2 separate regions of the Mus musculus genome follow, and region 1 is linked to region 2. A link is a contact called in ENCODE Hi-C or POLR2A ChIA-PET data. All regions are on one chromosome and are shown on one strand. Each heading gives the region's core, a stretch centred on a gene start or an enhancer-like site at or near the end of the contact. The rest is flanking DNA. Distances are from core to core; before and after follow the strand shown.

The links. Hi-C counts contacts between places; a loop is a spot of excess contacts on that map. ChIA-PET counts read pairs that join two places held with the same protein, here RNA polymerase II (POLR2A).
Region 1: a loop to region 2 is called in a map of Patski, with 2.2 times the contacts of the local background. The contact joins the enhancer-like site here to the promoter of Ccnd1 in region 2. A Hi-C loop is called at or near these places in 7 of 37 maps with a recorded cell type or tissue (Patski, heart and left cerebral cortex). POLR2A ChIA-PET finds 5 or more read pairs at or near these places in 2 of 5 experiments (Patski and embryonic stem cell).

Annotation. Positions count from the first base shown.
Region 1 is chr7:145,046,553-145,049,252 of GRCm38, forward strand. No RefSeq gene overlaps it. Among named protein-coding and RNA genes, the nearest start is that of Gm46023, 21 kb to the right of the region's middle. Within about 2 kb of position 1,344, at least 1 of the 3 ENCODE cell types and tissues checked has a DNase peak (open chromatin) inside an H3K27ac peak, as active enhancers do; it is heart, where a contact is called at or near this core.
Region 2 is chr7:144,938,462-144,941,161 of GRCm38, forward strand. Ccnd1 (cyclin D1) reads right to left here and starts at 1,370. Exons shown (of 5, transcript NM_007631.3): 1 at 1,035-1,370. The coding sequence starts at 1,232.

The DNA.
Region 1 (2,700 bases), core at 94-2,593, 110 kb after region 2:
TCCTTTTTAGTAACTTCTTTATCACATTTAATTGTACGTGTGTGGCAGTTATAAGACAACTTGGGGAAGTTGGATCTCTCCTCCCACTGTTCGGTTCTGATGATTGAACTCAGATTAGCAGGCATAGTGACAAGAACTTCTATCTGTTGAACCATCTTGCTGGCCCACTCTCTCTCACTTTTTTTTTTAAGACATTGGCCTAACTAGCTTTAAAGAGCCAAGCTCTGTGGCTAGCCTGGGCTAACCATAGTTCTCAGTCTCACTCAGACAAATCTACAGACTGGCTCCCTTGCAGGTATGGCTCAGACACTAAGAGGAGGGGCTTGTTCAGTGTGCCCCTAACCCTCACCCTGGTCACCCTGGCAGCCCATGGCAGTGTGAACTGAGGAACAATGTTTCCTCAGAAGAGGGTACCGGGCCCTGCTGCTTGCTTCACCGTTGTCACAGTGGAAGTTTTCAGCTTCCTAGGAAGGACAATGGTTGCTCCCCCTACCAAGCTGTCCCTAGGAGGCCCAGGCAGAAATAGAATCCCTTGCCCTTCAGACAACTCTAAGGCCCCAGACCAAACCCAGGCACAGAAGATAGAGGGAAGTCCTAAGCCTCCTAAGGGAGGTAGGAACGTGCTGGGCCTGCCCATGGTGCGTGCAGACTTTCTGATGTCTGGACTCTGATGATGTTGTTGGTGTGGGATGGGACATGGACCCTGTTGACATACTTCCTGTGAAAAGAAGTGAGAGTAGGGGAAGGGAAGGAATTCTGAATGAATCTAAGTTGGGGCAAGGTCCAGGCTGGAGGGAGTAGGCACCCCAAGACTCCAGAGTATAGGGCTAGTCTGGGGCCTACTGGCTTTGCCCAGCCACTGTCTCTGGCTCTGGTCCCTTGGCCTATTGATGCCTGATTTCCCATGGATCCTGGGGATGTGGGTATGACGTCACTGGATAGCCAAGTCTTGTTTGCCTCTCCTGGCCTCAGTTTCCCTCTGTAAGTGCTTTGTGGACTGGCTGGAAGTGCTTATGGTCATGACTGTGTGAACCTTGATCCTCAACAGGCACTGCCTCTTCTCAGGTGTCGGCCTTGGAAGGCACACCCTCAGGTTACTGTCTGAGAACATCATGAGTCCTTGCCTGCTGGAGTTTTGTCAGGCAAAGGGGAGTATTGGAATCTCTCCCCCTCACTCCTGCCTGGAACTCGGGATTGGAGTAAACAGGGTTACCACCCAGGTACCCCAGAGCCCCCAGGCTCACCTACCTCTGCCTCTCCTTCAGTCTCTCTTTGCCCCCAGCTTCCTCCCTGAGCCCCTGCCCCCCACTTCCCTTCCTTTTGGGGTGAAAGGAGCAACTGCCTTTCTGTGTGCTTCTATTTCTGCACCTTCCGCTTCCTGCAGAAAGTTCTGGAATCCACAAGCCCAGCTGGCCCTGAGGGCAGGATGTGGGGGGCCTCAGATTTCCTTTTCTCCTACAGCCTGGCCCCATGGACTCCTCAGGGAGAAGGAGCTGCAGCACTTACGGTCTGTGGTTCCTGAGGTAAACTTTCACTAGTGTCTGTGTTGATCCCTACACACGAGAGGGCTGTAGGCTCAGAGGACGCAGCACAGGACAAACGCCATGTCTGCCGTTTTGCAAGCAGCCCTCCAGGTAGGCTGTGCTCAGCCATAGCTTTACAGACAGAGGACAGCAGGCTATGCAAAGGGAAAGGCCAAGGCATGGCAGGCTTAAGCACAGTAGTGCGGTTGGGATGGGGGTGGGGCTCAACTCAGCTGGTAGGAAGCTCACTCAACACTGGTGGAGAATCCTTAGGTTCCATCTCCAGCACTGCATAAACTGGGTGTGGTCTTGCATATCCATCATCCCAACTCTTAGAAGATGGGGACAGAGTTCAAAGTCATCCTTGGCTACCTGGAGAATTTAAGGGCAGCCTGGGCTACATGAGACTCTCTTCCAAACAAAACAAAACAAAGATACATAGGTGGGATGCAGGGCTTTTCCATTTTCTACGCTCTTAAAAAAGTGAAGTGTGTGTATGAAGGAAACACAGAGAAGGGGGTGGGGGAGGGAGACAGGGCTGGTGTTGCTGACGAAGTTTCTGGAAATCCCAATTGTTTTCGAGCCACTTGGCATTCCAGGGTTTGGGTGGGAATCATTGCAACACCTGTGGCCTCAGGGCCCAGGTAAGACAGTTTCAGGTGTTGGGAGGGGACCCCTGGGCTTTGTCATCATTGTGATTGAGGTTAGGGCTGGGCCTGCCTGGACTCTGTCCCACCCGGGGCAGTGTTGTCCACTGAGGAAGAGGTTGCAGGTCCCCACGAGCAAGTTCAGAGCCAGCCCAGTGACCAGGACCAGCAGCCCTCGGGACGTGAGAGGGGGTCAGCACTGGTGATCCACCCCACTTCTACCTCCCCTTACCCCCACCCTCGACCCCCACCACGAGGGAGCTGAATCTGTCTCTGCTACCTGCTGGGCTGGATGGAGTCCCCCACTTTCCATCCTGGTCCACCTGCTCCCTTAAAAGCAGCTCTGGTTGTTTTGTTGGATCTGAACTCCCATAGTGGTGACTCCATCTGTTTAAAGATTAACTTCCCAGGGCTGAGGAGAAGGCTCGTTTGGTAGAATGCTTGCTGTATACGCATGGGGACCTGAATTCAAATCTCCAGAACCCAAGTGAATAAGGCTGGCAGGGCCATTCTCCTAGTGAGTTCCCTGA
Region 2 (2,700 bases), core at 120-2,619:
GACGTCATCTTTTCAAAAAATATTTAAAAATATTTAAAAAATAACTAGGTGCCTAAAAACGACCTGAAAATAACCATCGGACGACCCTTGATCCAAGCCGAGGGTCAGGAGCTCAGTGGACATCGGGGGGTGAGCTCCAGCAACTCAAACTCCGGGGGCCCCCCTTTTGCAGGGTGCGGGCGCTGTTTGCCTCTACAAGGGCATTATGCCTCACTTTAAAAATTATTTTAAAATATTTTGGGACCCCTGAGTCTCCTGCTGAACATCTGAAAATGTGCTTTTGTCCCCCTCCGCCCCCAGTTTGACCTAGACAGGTTCCTCCAAATCCAGAACCGCACGCACAACAGTCAGTCTCATTGACTAGGGGGCCACGCGACCTTGCAGCCTGGCGTTTTCTCTGGGCCAGGCAGCGTGTGCGGGGTACCCAGGTCCGCTGTTTGAACAAAGAATCCCCCACCCCAAATATTCCTCACACTGTCTTATTTAGTGATTCCCGGCCGCCACGAGGCCCCTCGTGCCTGTCCCAGCGCCCCTACTGCCGCTCCCTGCCCTGCCCCCAATTATTAATAAACACTTTTTGCTTTGCAATAAAGGAGCAAAGATGGCGCATAATATTGGCACGAGCGGCCCTTGCATACGTGTCCATGGATATTAATTTAAAAATCAAATTTATGCCCCCTCCCCCCTTGAGCTGGCGAAACGCGCAGGGGCGGCCCCCGCCGAGGCGCTGCAGGAATGGGGCACAAGCGGGGGCCACAGAAGCTCAGCCTGCACCCTCTGTGGTGTCGCTGACACCGTCCTCCCTCGAAGGCACCCCTCCCCGACTGCCCTCCACCAGGAAAAGGAATTCCCATCTTCCCAACTCCCAAACCTTCCTCGTTCAAAAGGACCCAATCTATTTATTTTGTGAATACCGAGTCCTAGCAACGCACCCGGAAAACTCCGTGACGGAAGGGAAGAGAAGGGAGGAAGATGTTGGTGATAGCAACAAGTTGCCAGGGGGTCCCAAGCTAGCAGCCTGTAAAGTCTCTTACCTCCAGCATCCAGGTGGCCACGATTTTCCGCATGGATGGCACAATCTCCTTCTGCACGCACTTGAAGTAAGATACGGAGGGCGCACAGGTCTCCTCCGTCTTGAGCATGGCTCGCAGCACCCGGTCGTTGAGGAGATTGGTGTCAGGGTACGCGCGGCGGATGGTCTCCACTTCGCAGCACAGGAGCTGGTGTTCCATGGCGCGGCCGTCTGGGGAGGGCTGTGGTCTCGGTTGGGCTCCGGTGGCGGCTGCTGACGCGCGCTGCCTCGCGCTGTACTGCCGGTCTCCGGAGCGCGCGGAGTCTGTAGCTCTCTGCTACTGCGCCGACAGCCCTCTGGAGGCTGCAGGACTTTGCAACTTCAACAAAACTCCCCTGTAGTCCGTGTGACGTTACTGTTGTTAAGCAGAGATCAAAGCCGGGCAGAGAAAAGGGGGAGGGGGAGGGCCGAGGCGGGTGCAGGGGGAGGGGGCTCGGGAGCAGTGAGGGGGGGGGGCGGCGGGGGGGGGGCAAGCCCAAACCCTTCCCCCTCAGCCTTCGTAGATATGCAAATCGCTCGGACTGCTTCTCTCCAAACTGGGAAAGAGCGGGGCAAGGGGGAGGGGGGCTTCTTTCCCTAAGAGGGTCCTCCGAGACCTGTGGAGGTGGGGTAGTGGCGGCTCTGGACAGGAGGACAGCTAGGAGGGAGGCCAGGCCACACGCAAGCCAAGGAAGAATGTATGGAAGGGGAGCCTGGGGGTGCAAGGACACCCTGTTCTTAAACCGGGAGAATGGGTGCGTTTCCGAGTACGCCACGAGGCACCCACAGGCGGACCCATTGCTTAGAAATCCCAGCGTCCCTGTCTTCTTTCAATTTCATCAACACGTGTAAAATTCAGGAACTGTGTAACACCCGAAGATGCCAGACGAGCCCTAAGCTCTCGTGCAGGCTCCATCCTGGCGCACTGGGGTGGTTGCAAAGGGCCAGAGGGGTATCTGAACTTTAAAGGATCCCCAGCCTAGCATGCGCTCGCTCAAAAATAAAATAAAACCCCGAAAATTCCAGCAACAGCTCAAGATGGTGGCCATTATTTCATCTATTCCTCCTCGCTGGGGGGGTGGGGTGGGATCTGAGATTTGTCTTCATACAGTGACCGGTTTATCCTGGCCAGGGTCCCCCAGTATCCCCCTCCTCCACTGCAGGCGGTTTGCCCAAGAAAAATAAACCGTTGAAGAAAAGGTTGAGACACGATAGGCTCCTTCCTAATTTATTTTTTAATTAAGAAAAGTAAATCGCTGCAAGTTATTAGTCGCCCTTCCAGGAACCAGACCACCGGAAGCTTCTTGATTGGCTTCGTTGAGGGTGGTGGTGTTTCTCCACCTTTAGAATTGCAGTCTTGAGTTGGGGGAGGGGGGGGGCGGCTGGTGAGAATCAAGATAAACTTGTGAGCCGATAAGGTGATATTTAAAGAGAATCTATAGATGGTCGTGGTTAACTGAATGGACTCCTAAGTTTATAATTTATAGATTCAAATAAAATATTTTTAGAATAAAGCGGTTCCACCACCTTCGTCCATTATTTAGTTCCCTAGTTTTGGAAACGTTTTCACAATACCCGACTTCAAGCTAGGCGAACTATTCACACACATTTCCCACGGAATACTTTCGTGTCCCAGAAGAAACTGGTAA